2 separate regions of the Mus musculus genome follow, and region 2 is linked to region 1. The links are chromatin loops, found by intact Hi-C in ENCODE. Cell type or tissue: left cerebral cortex. All regions are shown on one strand.

Evidence for each region. Hi-C counts contacts between places; a loop is a spot of excess contacts. Peaks named below come from ENCODE experiments on the same cell type or tissue, not always from the same donor. Only the 100,000 strongest peaks of a DNase experiment are listed, where the experiment ranks them.
Region 2: it touches region 1 in a loop (6-fold over the local background); 9 of 42 quality-filtered maps call a loop at or near these places.

What each region holds. Positions count from the first base shown.
Region 1 is chr6:9,230,531-9,238,530 of GRCm38, forward strand. All of the region lies in intron 1 of Nxph1 (neurexophilin 1), which reads left to right. Among named protein-coding and RNA genes, the nearest start is that of Nxph1, 280 kb to the left of the region's middle. In left cerebral cortex, a CTCF peak has its summit at 4,492 (motif pointing left); a DNase peak (open chromatin) is centred at 4,473.
Region 2 is chr6:8,948,540-8,956,539 of GRCm38, forward strand. Nxph1 (neurexophilin 1) reads left to right here and starts at 1,480. Exons shown (of 2, transcript NM_008751.5): 1 at 1,480-1,768. The coding sequence starts at 1,715. In left cerebral cortex, CTCF peaks have their summits at 95 and 3,046 (motif pointing right); DNase peaks (open chromatin) are centred at 202, 277, 460, 665 and 6 more places; H3K4me3 peaks cover 4,174 bases; H3K27ac peaks cover 548 bases.

The sequences.
Region 1 (8,000 bases):
AGACATTATATAGGCTTGCATTATAGTTGCACAATGAAGAAAACATCTTATCATCAGAATGTCTCTCTGTCATTAAATGATGCATGAATCTAGTGTCAGCATCAGACTGATAAATCAGTTCAGTGAATCCAGCTAGTAAGAATGTTAAGCATTAGCCTCATTTAACTAAACCAAGAAGAGAAGAAAACCACAAAAAATGACGTTTTAATGAGTTTATTATCAATATAAAGCAATTGTGTATAATGTAGATTAATTGCCTGTAAAATTATATTAAGTATTCTAAATGACTTGCAAGGCCATGATGTAGCACAGTACAAATAATTCTTTCTACAGTTTCTGATAACATTGTTTTCTAACCTCTCAGATTAAGAGATATTTTCCCCCCTGATAACATTGTTGACAGTCTAAAGTTCTAGAAACTTGTTTTATTTAAAGTGACTGTCAATGCACAGCAGTGCAACCCTAACTGAGAAACATTTTAGAAATTACTTAACAATTGTAAAGAAAAAGAACAGACAAAAGGCAGCCAAAGGAACATAGCACCCAGAGACAGAAAATGCATGACCCTTAAAATCCTCAATCATGATTATCACCATAGGATGGTCACTAGCCTGACAGATGTCATTTTTGCACTTGATTCATAGTAAAACACAGCAATATGCTAATGTTAAATGTCTTGATTTTGTTAACTACAATGTGGTTACATAGAAACATGCATCATTTCCTTAAGAATCCCTTCAAGACTTATATAAGGATTAATGAACATGATGGGTGTGGTTTACCTCTTGAAATGGCTCAGAAATAAACACATACATGAATATCTGAATCCATGCAAGAGAATCGAAGACCAACAATGTATTATGTAAGTAAGTACATTTAATTGGTTAATTCACATAAAGGGTATGTGAAATTACTTGTAGCTGAGAAATTATGTCAAAATAAAACATTACAAGCATTTAGACACAAAGACTATTTAACATGGAAAATTAAGTGGAGACAAATTACTCTTTCAATCTCTTTAAAGAACTAAAGTTACATAGAGAAAGAGGGCTTCATTTTTAAAAGCATGTCCTGTCTAGCCAAGTAAAACAAGTTTCCAACATGAGGAAAACACGGTCATCTCATTCCATCATATATTTATATGAGATCATGATATATGTAATTTTTCTAAAAACAATGTAGTGATACATTTGGGGCTGTTACTCAACATTACATATATTTTGCCAGCCCTACTGCTGACTCACACATAATCTTCATAATATATCTCAGCTCATAAATCTCTGGATTTCCAGGCTTGTGGCAGAAAGGAATATGTAAAGTATTCTTTCATTATTGATATTTTTATCCAGGAGAACTATATGAGTACCCTGTGCTATTTTTCTAGTCTCAGGTTCTTGCCTCATTATTGGTATCATATATGAGGTCTATATGATGGGGTAGGCCTTAAATTCCATCAAAATGTGATTAATTGCGCCTATAATATTTGTGCCACGATTGCATAGCGGATGTGTTTAGAATCATGTTGATAATGCAGTTTACAGGTCTGATGTCTGTGTTAGACTGACTGATGTTTACTTTTCTTCACTAGTAGGAACTTATAGTCCATATTCAATGACCTAAGTACATAATGTCTTTATCAATAGTGTCTTGTTATTTGGAGAATAACTAATAGCATTGACTATTAATAGCCAGTGATGCTTGGGGAAGTCTGTTAGACCTCTGTGGTTAAAAAGATGGATCAGTTAGTGAAAACATTTGTTGTTCATCTTGAAGACTGTGGTTTGATTTCTGGAACCCATGTGTTGGCTCAAAACCATGTAACTATACACCATATTTGTCTGATGCCATTGCCTTGTCTCCTTAGCAAGACATGAATACAATACACAGACACATAGACACACACACATACACACACAAAGGCAAAATACTCATACATGTAATTTAAAACAAAGTCTTTCACCCACACGTGTGGAGTGGCTTGAGTTACAGAAAAAAAACATAAAAACAATTTCATGGAAGTGATTTTTGAAAAATTAAAAAAAATGATAGTAGATTTTTAGACTTTATATTTTGCTTGGGAGGAAGAGGAAATACAATATGCCTTTTATTTTGACTTTCTCTTTTTTTTTTTTCAAAACTAAATGTTCTGAAAATGGACATAGTATTTGCACAAGAGATACTGAATAGCCTTCCTATCACATTGTGAAGAATAATTGCTCTGTCTTATCTTTTATTTAATTAAAGACCAGTGACAATGGGCCTTGTTTGATTTTTTTCCCTCTCATAGTGGGTAAGGGTCACAGTTTAGAGTTTAGACCTAGGCCTGAGAATGCCCAAACCACAATCAAGCCTAGACAACCTTGTGATGTTGCAGAGCCTTAAGCTATCACCCTATTGAATCAGAGTTGACAAATGTTACTGAGTTTCAAACATTCTCTTCTTCCACAAAATCAAGAGGCTCCTTGAACAGGAGTCAGTTTCTTATCTTAATGTGACGTGCTGATTTAAATCCTGAAGGAGACTCCAAGCTCTGACTTTCAATAAGGGAACCTCTGCATCACGAATAATGGGTTGGAGGCTAAGAAAACTTTACCACAAATTGATCTGTCCTAAATCATTGTGGTTTCTCATACAAGCTCAAAACTATAATGATTAGCTTTTCAAGTTATAAAATACTTTCCAAAGTGTCTTTAAGCTTCAAATATATTGTTATTCTAACAGTCATGGATTTTTCACTATGTGGCCACAAAGCAAAAACACCACATCCAACCTTCTTTTATTTATAATTTGTTGTCCTTATAGAATAAAGCCAAAAAAGGCTTCAAGATTCACATTTTAATATAATTTTAATCCATGCTGTTAATGGGTACTTTATAGCATCATTTAAAACATTTGGAAACATATTCATAATTTGATTTTTTCCTTCAAATTTCAAAGTCTGATTACATTTCCCAAGCAAATGAGCATTTGTTCAAGGAAATAACGTAACATATGCCTGACTGCCTGCTTCAAGGAAATTACTATTTCCTAGTAGAAATGTCCATTTGAGAAGCAAAATATCTCCAGGAAGTTTGACAGACTCATGTTGAAGGAATCTGTTCTGTTTGACTCTTACTTGCATTTCTTTTATTACTGTTTTTGGATCAAATTTCTAGAAATTCAAAGATGAAAACCCAGAGCATGATGCCAGTTTTTTATTTTTATTTTTATCTTGTTGTTGGTGGTGTTGTGTTTGTTGGCCAACAGATTGTTTCACTATGTTTTTTTCTCACACATTCTTTTACAGTGCTGTTTTGTGTTGGTTTAGGCATGTTCACTTCTTTTCACTCATCTCTTGAAATAAAATAAAATAAAATATGCATTTGTATTCAGGAATGTGTGTGTATGAGAGCAAGAACTAATGAAAAAATATGGTATGAAATTGAGAGAAAGGAGATGTATATAAGAGGGTTAATGAGCAATAAAGTGGAGAAATAAAATTGTAATTATATCTCAAAAACTAAAAATATAAAAATTTACTTATTTGTAAATTTTAATGTAACAATTCTGACTGGTTAATGTGGATAACCTTTCCCTTTCATCACTTTACATGTTTAGAGACTTGGATAAACCCCACATGAAAGATTGCATCATAAATTTTTTTATCTGGTACAGAAAGTGAACTTACTATTTACATATGGGAAAATATCATTTGCAAAGTGGTCTGGATGTATGTGAATAGGCATTCTGTTCAAACATATATTTATTCATCCAGTGAATATCTGTAGATTAGCTGTTTGGTATGTGGATTGAATAATGGACAATAGAAAACTAATAGAAACACATGGGATGACTCTCAAAGGAAGATGACAGTCTATGGGAAATATGTGTGTCTGTCTTTCTGTCTGTCTGTCTCTCTATACTTTGTGTGTATTTCCTCCTTCACATATGTAGTATATTTACAAAGGGATGCTATAAAATGTTATGGGAGGACTGATGGATTCATTTAGAGGCCTAAGTTGGTCTAGAGAATATAAAATTATCGTAGAAAAACGAATGGGTAGAAGGATTCGAAAAGAAACCTATGCAATGTCCTGTGACTCGAGGAAGTAGAACATATGAAAATGGCTGATATAACCAGAACCATAAAATTAAGATGATGGTAGATGCTGATATATGTTCCAATTACCTAGAGGGCTTTACAGTATATAAACAAACTTTAATATTTTGTCTTTAAATAATGCTTTCGAAGCTATACAAACTCATAAGAGCTTTTTCAGGTGACTAAAGCTTCTAATGGTTCTTTGAGCAACAAACTTCCTTACTGTTTTCTCCAGTTCATAGAAGATGTAGCTTTCTGAGATGGTATCATCTAGTAGTGGGAATAAAGTTGCCTGTTCATCTTTGTTCTATGAACTTTCTGACCATTGGTGACTCAATTGTCTGATTTCCAGCACCATGAACAGAGACAGCTATCATGTGTCCCAGCTGCTCCCTCTAGTGGACCCTAATCCAGCTCCTTAAAGAGAGGTAACTTAATGACATGTCAGAATGAGAAAGTTATATGGGGGTCATACAGAGGAGGAATGTCTCTTGAAATCTTGTCTTTCTTATTTATCCTATTTTAGGGTGCATTAAAGATAGAGCTAGAGATTTGTTGAGCTCTTACCACAAATTAATATTTATCTGATCTCTTTGTTTCAGCCTCTCCTAGAGTTCTCACTGTCTTCGGGTTCTTCTGTTCAAGCCATTCTGTTGATGATCTATTTCTCCCTTTAATGTATTATTGAGATATACTTTGTCTTAGTGCAATTGCTTTATTCGAGTTCCTTTTAAATAAAGTGCTACTTTCTGTTCTTTTTGTTTTACTACAAGCATATCAGCTTTCTGATTAGCTTTCTTTACAAGGTTCTAAATCTAGATGTTATTTTTTTCTTTGTTTAGGATATCTCTTCATAAATATCATCCAATTTACCACCTGGTTCTTAATTATGATACTTCATATGCCATGCTATCAGAAACATGGAAGCAGAAAACAAAGTTGTACAAGTCGAGACTAGCTCAGACTATTGGAAAAGAATGAGATCAGATTCATTCATATGTATACATGTTTCTGAGGCTACTTTTCAGATGTTCAGGCTGTGTTTATAGGTACTATGAATATTGCTCAGATTTTTTTTATAGAAGTGTAGCTCAGAGTTTTCCAGAGAAACAGGTTATATATGTTCATTCATGTGTGCATATTCATGTGTGTGGCACATGTATAGTCATAGATGTGTTAATATTTCCATATACATGCCTTCCCAGAGCTATGTTTAATAGTTAATTGGAAAAATCTAATGAGGCACAATCCAAAGATATTCATTTAGGTAATACCAAGAGTTTTGACACAATCCAAACCATGGATTTCCAACTCTTGTTAAAAGGAGTAAGTAAGGTGTGCCATCTTTCTGCTATGCTTTCTTTTTCTTGGAAAATGCAACCAGAGTACGTTAGCTCTCTTCTGCTTTGGGGAAACCCCTGGCCCCTGAAATATTTACAGAATTTGGAGGGTCTGCACTCCCAGGACATTTGCCCCATTTTGTTTTTCTGGATTAGCTGATTTATTCACCATGCACCAAGAATGCTCTCTCAGCAGTGTATGTGCATTATAGTGTGGTATGAAAGAGACCATAAATAACTTCTTTTGAGATAATCCAAGATTTAAACACCACAGATCTGGCAATTCTTTTATTCAATTTGCTAAAAGAACTTCTTCCTTTGTCTAAGGAAAGGTTTTTCAAATCAATCTCTCAATATCACAGGGTATTTCATAGGAATATTATATACATTATCAATATCACCATTTGGTAATGGATTCCAACCCCTATTTGATAAATTGTGTGATTATTTCAACTTAATATGTTCTTATGTACCATGTAGAAAAGGTCAAATGTGTTCATTTCATTACACATGCATGGCATGTGTTCATTTCATTACAACTCATTTTCTGGTAAGCTGTACAACATATTAGCCATAAAAGAGCAACATTTAACTAACATAAATATGTTTTATGAAAATATGTCCTCATATACATCTGGGTATATGTGTATACACATTGCTGAAAAGGGTTGAAACACAACTTGGTCTGTTTTATGTTGCTATAGCAAAATACCTGAGACTGAATGCTTTATAAGGGAAAGAGGTTTAATTTGGCTTATGATTAAGGAGCTTAAGAAGTCCAAGCTTGGGTCACTTTGTGAGGGCTTCATTCTGGGTCAATCATGGACAGAATTACACAGCAGCAACACATGCATGAGGAAACAGTGGGCAGCTGACCCAAAGAGGCTCATTTCATAGCAGTCTGTTTTCTGGTAATTAAGCCAGTCTGTGAGAACTCACTCACTCCCCTAAGAAGTATATTACTTGTTTCTGAGTTTGGAATCTCCATGACATAATTACCTCTTGCTAGGTCTACCTCTTTAAGATTCAACCATCTCTGGATATGTTGGAGAAAAGGTTTCCAGCCCATGAATATTTGAATGTCATAACATGCAAATGCTACTAGAGTGTAAAATAATACTTCCTGCTGTGGTCCATGGTAGACATACCTATGCATTATTTTACTTTAGACATCCACAGATTTATCCATTTGCTTCTACACAGCAGGTCTTGCCATGTAGTCATTAATTCTGATCACTGATTCAGATAGATAGAATTTATACGTATATAGAGTACATTTCTCCTCTACCAGGGAAAACCTAGATTTACTGGCACATTTTCTAACCATTTTATGTATAATGAAAAATGATGAGTAGTGACTTTGCATTAATGAATAAATAGACCTTCATTATACTATTTGGAACAATTTGTTCATTATTATAACTATGTACCTAGGGTTCCTCACATGAGATGCTCTGTACATATTTCACAAAGACGTCATAGAAGAAGTTAGGCATATCTTTCTGAGTTGTTTTGTCACTGTGAATTTTCACACATATATTAACAAGAACAGAACTTTGGCAGTGTAAACCTGAATAATCTGTCATTATATTTAGAGAGAATAGCTAAATAGGGTTATGTAGATTAATAATTATTAATTTCTCATCAATATTAATGAGAGTATGTAGAAACTTCTGTGTATGTGTATACAAGAAGTGTGGTGGAAATGATAACATTTTCAAAGGATGAAAAGGCCGCTTATCAGAAACATTACACTGCTGTCTAGAAATCATGCCCTGCCCAAGTGTTAATCCACTCAGAACATTTTAAAGATGATTCTTATGAGTTTTGCACAAAACAGAATTAAAGAAAAATCTCAATTTTCTCACACGTGAGTTAGCATCAACTCTTATTGCAGAAACACCCGGGGCACCTGGTGTACTGTATTAGGAGTGAGTGACCTTCCACAGGGTGAATGGGATGGGGTTACATGGCCACTGGGAAATCTTTGAACTGATGAGAATGAATGGCTTGAAGACAACATAGAATATACTAGGGGACAAGTTAGTCTTTTGTCTTGCTTACACTGTAACATTATCAGAAAGGTCTTTCTTAACTGTATTGCTCTTTTTCTGAGAATTGTTTAAACTATGAAATATCCATTTCAGTTTGTTTAAGTCATCTAAGCAGACTTATTGTCTTTTTTTCAAAAGATGGGATGAGTGTAGCAGTGTGCAGTCTGAAATCTTGTTCTCATTTTTCCATGGTCTTATAACCTAACTGTAGAGTTTCTCTCACATGTGTTCAGGTTGTCTTGGTTTATTCCTTTGGTAGTAGATTCTGTATATGTATTTATTAAAGAGGAATTATTGTTTTAGTTTTTATTCAGAATTATCCAGTTGTTAAAAGTTTGTGTAATAAGACAAATATAAATCCAAATATATAGGCTTGTGCTTGATCCTATATATTTGCCATAAAACCTTTTATTCTTTACAAAAACTCAATGGATGGGTTCTATAACTGTTCTCTTCATTTAATAACTGGAAAAAGTACTCGTAAATGATATTAATAATGAAATGTAAGAACTCACATTAAAGCTA
Region 2 (8,000 bases), 280 kb before region 1:
TTGTTGGTGTCCCGGCTGTAGGCTCGACCAGCCGCGACCGGGAAGAGAAAACCGCTCAGTCGCGGCGGGGAGTTGAAACCGCGCTCTGCGGAGCGTCCCCCCGTGGCCGGGCAGGACCTCGGACAGCGCCCGCGACACCAATCCTTAGTCGCCTTGGGGCTTTCCAGCCTTGCTGGTAAAGCTGGGGCTGCTTCCTGTGCTTGCAGCTTCCAAAATTTCGTCACCACACCCCTTCTGAAACTGGGACTCATCGCGCCTGTTGTGTGGCTTTCTTTTTCTTCCGAAAGGTTCGGGTCTTATCGCTCAAGTTCAAGTCCGGAGGACTTGCCCAGTCTCCTCCCCTTAAGTCATTCTCTATCCTCTGGCAACCGCGGAAATCCGGGAGTCCTAGGCTGCTGGTGTCAGTGCCAACACAGGCAGTCCGGGTCGGTCGGGTGCAGCAACCGGGCGCATTCGTCTCTCTCCCTCCCTTTCTTCCTTCCTCCGTCGTCTTCTCTACCTGCCCCTCCTTCTCTTGCCTCTTAAGTTTCCTGCACCGGGAATTCAACTGTGCCAAGCCTAGGCTCCCGCGGACCAATCCGGATCGCGACCCGGGCACTGGGACAACGACTCCGCCAAGGCTGGACGAGGCAGCTGGACCTGTCCTCGCCCGAGCATGGAGACGGAGCTCCGGGGAGGGCACGTCCCGGGCGCTGGAGACTCCAGGCCGTAGTAGCTCCTCCATGGAGCCTGTTCAGAGCGGTTCTTGCTCGCTGCATTTGCCTCCAGTCCTGTGCGGTATGTACCGGTCGCCTCCACCGTTCTTGGCAGGGACACGTTGGGGCAGGGTGGTGGTCATCACCAGGAAGGGACAGCGGGGTGAAACTCTTCTTGGGCATAAGGCATGTCTAATAGGTGACCCTCAGAGTCCCAGACAGGTTTCTACTGTAGAAGTTAGCAACTGGCTGTGCCCCTTCGTTCAAAAAAGTAGTGCTAGGGATGTGATTGTGGGTGTCTATCTGTATTTCAGGAGGTTCAAATGGGTAAACTGAGCCCCGCTTTCCTATATGCAAATTGCACCCCCCTCCCCACCCCCATTTCACGGGTACCTAATCCGGGTCAGTTCTACCTACCCTTGCCCTGCCCGCACCCCCCTCTCTCAGTCTCTTGCTCGCTTGCTTTTGCTATCTCTCTCTGCTGCTGTGTACGTGTGTGAACCCTGCCAGGGCTGGCGAAGAACCAGCCGCCGCCTTTAGTCCCAGCCTCCCGCCTTCAAACACTAGGGCAGGTCTGGCTGCCAGAGACAGTTGGCCTCCTAACCAGCCTGTGAGCTGCTCTCTCTGTGCCTAACCCCTTCTGGCCTCCGCCGTTCGGGCGCTGGCTTCCGAGACGCGCCGGGCTCTGGGAACCCCCTGCCACCGCTCAAGCCCGCCCGCTCGCTCGCCCGCCCGCCTGCGGACCGCACTCGCTTGTTCCTGGAGCTGGATTGGCTCGCTTTTCCAATCTTTGCGTCCCCCTTCCAAGCTTTTTGACTCCATCACTCCACACCAAGAGCCCCTTTCCCCTCGCTTGATCGTCAGCCTTGTCCGCGTGGTCATGGGATGTCTAATTTCATTTGTATCTAGGCTGCTGAGAGCGCTCCCTGCTCTGTAAAGTGGATGTCAGGTGGATCTATGTTTTTGAAGGAACAAAGACTCAGCCAAGGCACCGCCAAGGAAGTTTGAGAGGAGGGAGGATGCAGGCTGCGTGCTGGTACGTTCTTCTCCTCCTGCAGCCCACCGTCTACTTGGTAAGTGGCGATCGGTCCGGTCCGGCATCTTTGAGATACCTCCCTAGCCTGGAGGCCAAGCAACTGGGGTGAGAGGGGGGGGGGTGCGGGAGGGCGAGGCCGCCAGTTCAGTGAGAGCTGAGTGTTCCCAGAGAGTGGAAGAACTTTGGGAAGCTTTGGTTTGGATTCCTGCGAGAGTTTTTCAGGCTCTCATCCTCATTTTTTGCTCTATTTTCCGTCTCCCGGATCATGATTCTTAACAGGACCTTACAGGTCCAGAAACCAGGAGGTAGTAGGCGAGGATGCCTTGGGAGGAAGGGGAGAAGAAAGGTATTGGGAATCATGAAACTCTTAGCAGCACTTCTTCCCCCACCTAGTTTAAATGAAAGGGGGTGGAGGTGGGCTTGAAGAGCCGAACAGGAATCTACTCACTGCCCCACTGCCCCAGCGCCCCCAATTTGGGTTTGTGGCACATCAAGAAAGTGCAGGTAACTCCCTGAGACTTACAGGGGTGCAGCTGGTGTAAGTTTATCCGCCAGACACATAGCAAACGACCAGGCAGTTAGGTCAGAGATACACCTGCAAACATAACCCTCTCTCGCCTTCCAAGGTCCAGTTGCCATTAAATAACAGAAGCATAGTTTCAGTGAGGGGTTTCTTTTTAGGGAATGGCAAGCCTTGTCACTAGGGAGAGAATCTTGTCCTGTCCAGGTTCCTCCAGAATCAGTTTTCGGAGGTTTGGACTTGACACAATCTTAGAACCGACGCGGGGAGAATCGCTCTGTGTGGCTAGGGAGTTGTGGGCATCACCGCGAGCCTAGGAGAGTGTGATATTTTCTCCGCGTTTGATTTCTCAGAGGGCCAGGGACACTCGCGTTCTGCCGGCGAGGTTGAGCCTAGTGTTCTGAACTCCACAGCAGATTCCGGGCCACGGGAGTGCACCGAAAACTCAAGGTGTTCTGTGGAGGGGCGAGGAGCGCAGGCGCTGCGGTAGCAGCTGGAGTTTTCTAAACCGGCTGGATAAATGGGACTAAGAGTGGTGTTAGTGTCTTTCATTCCCAAGAGCTTCAGAATCCACCAGCCCGGATACTGTGCTATCCCTGCAAGTGGCCGTGTTTTTCGGTCTTAGCTCTGGCGCCTGCGATCGCGGGGCTGAGAGTTCTGTGAATCCGGTACATATGCGCGCGCGTGTGAGTACGTGTATTTACCCGGTTCCGGCTTCCGGCTGCATCTCAAGAACCCTCAGCGTTGCCAGTCTTTGCACCTTTATCGCCTGACTGTAGCAGAAGCAGACGCCAGAGGGCGCTGTGCATCAATGTCCTCGCCCACAGGACACCTTGGGGGTAAACAGGTGAAAGCCAGGGCAGCCAATCCAAAAGACAGCTTTTCAGACTGTCGCCGGTCCGTGCTTTCCCCGCTAGAATGCAGACGAATGCAAAAGGTGTCCTTCCTATTGCCCACCTTCGGTCATTATCGCTCTCACCTGTGTCCCGTAAGCCCACTGACATTGAAGACCCGGAGTTGGAGGGCAGAAAGTTCCATCAAAGAAAACAAAGCCTTTTTAATTTATTTTTTATTTTTAAAATTGGGTAAGGTGGGAGGGAGTGAAAAGTGAAAAAAGTGAAAGTCTTAGGGGAGGAACACCTTTGATTCCCTTGATCGGTACAACAACCGTGCCCCTCCTCTCCCGCACACCTTATGATTAGAACCTCTGGACTGTCTTATGTCCTTGGGCTGTGCTCACACACCCAAGGCCAGGGCTCTCAGCTATGGTCCAGTTTATTGCTTGAAGCGAGTATTTCGATAGTCTGGAAAATAATCTATCAAAAGCAGAAGTGAAATCAATACGTTGTGTTAAATTTTAAATGTGTTTGTTGGCAGTTAAACCGTTTTCCACTCATTACAACAACAGTGCTGGATTTATTCTAATGCGCCGGCATTCTCAACAACAAGCGCATTAATTCTCCTTTAATTGTAAACTGGGAGCATTTGAAAACCATTCAGTGTGCAAATTATGCTGATTCAATTACCGTTTAGTTACAGACTTCATTACCTGAATGCCTTTTGGCAATACAGAGAAAGGAGACAATTTTTCCAATTTCACTCAAAACAATACGAAATGTGAACAATAAAAAAGAGAAGGCGATTTAGAAGTCCATTCTTTTCTCTCCAATCTAAAGTTGTTTTGTGTGTCGGGGATTAGAAACCACACACACCACAAAAACAAAAGACTGGTGGCTGTGGCCCAAGACGATCTTTCAGGGATTGCAACCCCATAGCTATTTGCCAGGAAAATTCCAGGCTGTTTTCCTGGAGGAGGAAGCTGACTTTTACCATAAAAATGGGCTCCAAAGGATGAATTGGGTACTTAATGTTAGGGTGGATTTAGGTAAATGAAGAAGTAGGGAGTCTTGATTAAAACTCTGAAGCAATGATCAGAAGAACCCCCCCCCCACACACACACACAGAGAGAGAGAGAGAGAGAGAGAGAGAGAGAGAGAGAGAGAGAGAGAGCTTCTTTTTGTGAGTTCCATCAAGCACCAGCTGCATACAGCACAAGAACCAAGCATTCATTTGTGACTGAATCCCGGGACATTTCAGCCTTTTGCTACAGACAGATGCATACAGGTTAGCTACTGCAGTTTCAAGTTAAACCCCAAGAAGGCAAGGTAACAGAAAACCAAAGACCAAACCAAACAAAAACCCCAAAGTAAACCAAACCCCAAACCATTACTTTATTATTGTTTTCCTTGAGCTATCATGAGCCCGGGAGGAGTTGATAAGTATGTCTTGGCTTTTGTGAATTACCCCATCAGTTAACTGACTCAACACACTGTGGCTTGCTTCCTAGCTAATGTTTCCAGTACACCCTTCCTTTATGGGTAGGGGATCCCAGCTACATTTCCCAAGGAGTAATTCCCACATGTTGAGCAAATCTTGTTTAGATATATCCTATACAGAAGTAGTTTGTGTTCCTGCTTATAGAACATGAATTTAAGTGTTTCTGAATTCTGAGAGTCATTCTTATGAGAAACAAGCCTCTGCTTGGCACCAGTGCTCCAGACCCCACAGCCAGCATGCGGGTAAATGGTCACAGTGTGTTTCTTGACCCAAAGGTTTCCGAATGTCTGTCTTAAGTTGAGGGTTTTAATTTACTGTGTGTTTATTTTGTGTTTATTGAGAGGTGGGTCTATCTTGTTTCATGCCACAAACAGGCTCTCTCTCTCTTTCCTATTGCAAGGGGAATCTGAAAACAAGCATGTCTGCAGGTGTCTGCAGGTGTAGCAACTGAAAACCACTATCTTGAATTCTCAAGTTTCACCACTGGGCAATCTCTAAACATAAACAAACAAACAACAAATGAGGCAGGAAACCATGCTTATAAATAAATGTAAGGAAAACTGTTGTTTAATAAATGTTGTATATTTCAGATTTAACCATCTGAATAGCAGGAGGAAATCTTTGGTATGACTTGTTATCTTTATTAAGGTCCCGCAGTCTTTAGTCTCTTTTCTTTATTCTCTGGACTGATTCCAGGATATTTTAAATATGAGATAATGAGATAAAGAGACTATAGCAGTTAAGTCAAATTAAAGTGCACACTAGGTAAAGTGGACAAATATGGTTTCTTGTTTTTTTTTCTTTTTTTTTTTTTTAAGAAAATGGGGCATAAGGGTTAGAAACTGGATTTATAAGCTGAAGAGCACACCAGGGAAAAGGGAGTGAGGTTCTCCCAGGAGAGAATGTGACATCTCAAAGAGTGAAGTGGATTTGATGGCACTCCTGCACACACAAAGAAAAGTTATTCAGAAATGGAGTCCAGAGACTCTGACAAAGGATAGAAATAGTTAGCGCAATCAGTTGTACACTCATAGCACTATCCTAATAGAGAGAGAGGTACCTTCAGTTTTGTTAGGAGTTACAATAGCTAATAACTTGGTTGTTTTCTTAGTCAAAATAGGCAATAATTGAAAATCTTTTCCAAACCTTTGGACACAGTGTTTTAGCTCATACCTATACTGCCCAATTGTTAGCAGGTAAAACAGCAGGTGAATTTAACTCACCATGGAGATGGCAGCTAGGGAATAGGAAGGCCAAAGGAAAAACAGGAGAGCAGGCGCTCAAACTAGGTCTATGTACTTCCTGTCCTTTAGAGACTGAGCTAGCTGCTCACTGAACGCTTTAATCAACTTGAAATTTTTTCTTATAGTAGATAAAGATCGCTACCCAGTCACAACTAACAGTGTTTTCTGTTAAAGCTTGGTCTTGGAGGCAGCATAAAAATTTCCTCCTTAGGCCGAATTTCCTCCCCTTTATGCCTCAGAGCACAGGTTCAGGTACAGGATTAAGCTCAGATAGTTTGAGAACCCTGTGCCTTAGCAGCTCATCATGGGGTATTGTCAGTCCCAGTGTGCATTCTGGGCCTCTCCAGGACAGGGAGAGGGCCTTTTCTCCTTCCAGGTTCTTTCCCAAAAGGCTCAACCCAACCTTAGCCAGGAAAGCAGCTCTTGGAAGTGTGAGAAGCACTGGGCAGTTCACCCTTTTGTCCCATTTACAGGAGTATTATTATGGCCTTGGACCTTCTAGTGTGAGCTCCCACAACACTGCCTTCCGCATTGGGAGCAGGAGGGAGAAAAACACCAGAAATTCACCAACTCTGTTCCTGGTATTTTCCCAGAAACCTATTAAATTTGTGGCTTCTTTTGTGTGAGGCTGATTTCTATTTGGCTTTAAATTGTTGATGGCTATTTTCCCTTTAATGAAAGTGTTGTCTGGGTGAAAAATATATCCGGTGGAAGGGAAATTGGTTGATTTTTTTTGAGACAGGTGCCCAATGTCCTACTTTTCTATCCCAGGGAAGATTTTCTGCAGACTACAGAAATTGACAGCATTGTCCTGGTAATAACCGACGTCGACAATATTTTCAAAAGGGCATTTGAGTGATGAAAGCATATGGATATTGCTTTTTCAAATAAGCAATTCTCTGTCCTGGGTTTCTTTGATTTTATAAGGGGTAGGGAATGGAGTTGGGAGCATCAAAGGAGAAAGGTCCACATCCTGGCAAAGAGATGCCTGCTTCCTGTTCTCTCTGTCCTGGAGTACTGAAGCGATTGCCGCCTTTAGGCTGGAGTTCCGGAGATCCTAAGAGACAGCCAGTGAAGTTCCCCAGTGTTGGTGTTAAGAGTCAAAGGGGAATGAGAGGAAGGAGCAGTATTATGCATGCCTTCCTTTCCTCTGCCCTTAGAGCAGGCCAGTGCAAGCTCGGCAAGTTTGCCGGTTTTCATTTTCAAACATCAGACTGGAAAGTGCGCCTTCCTTCCTTCCTTCCTTCCTTCCTTCCTTCCTTCCTTCCTTCCTTCCTTCCTTCCTTCCTTCCTTCCTTCCTTCCTTCCTTCCTTCCTTCCTCCTCCTCCTCCTCCTCCTCCTTCTCTCTCTCTCTCTCTCTCTCTCTCTCTCTCTCTCACACACACACACACACACACACACAGAGAGAGAGAGAGAGAGAGAGAGAGAGAAAATGTCTAGCTTTGAATCGGTTCAAGAAAGTCCCCCCACCCACTCCCCGGGACAATTCTGTCCTCTTGTCACCATTTTAATTAAAGGAAGGCAAGCAAGGCTGCTACCCGGCGCCGTCGGGTCAGCGGCTTCTACGAGCCGCAGAGTCGCAAGGTGGGTCCCGCTGTAGCCTCCCGCTGCCTTCTCCGGGTCACCGTTCTTCCGGGCCCGCCTCAAGTTTGCTGGGAGTTGCGGTCTTGATTTATCTGCTAGTTAAGTTCGAGATCAGCTCTTTTTCACTGTGTCAGCACTAACCCCTCCCGGAGCTTGGTAAACACACCGCGCTCATTTTTCTGCTGCAGATTGGCATGTTGACGACTCTGCTTGAAGGAATGTGACAATAAAGTGGGGAACCAAAGCTTGGCAAGCACTTAATCAAGGATAAAAAGGTTCCGCTGTAAGGATGTCACTCAATTTATTGTGAAAGTCGAATGAATTACGTTTAATGAAAGTGCTCCCCAGATGAATATTACCAGCAATTTCCTGAGTTGGCTCTGTCAGTTTGAGATGAGGAAATGCCAACCCAGATCAGAAAAGAGCGCCTGTCTCAATTACTATGCAAGCTTTCCAAGAGCGGCTTTTTATTGAGATGATATGTGTTGGCGGCTTCTTCGTCCCCCTCGCGCGCGCCTAAGAACATGTTTGTTTATTTTCCAACTTTGTCGTCTGCCCTCCCTGTCACCGACTGTTGTTTAAA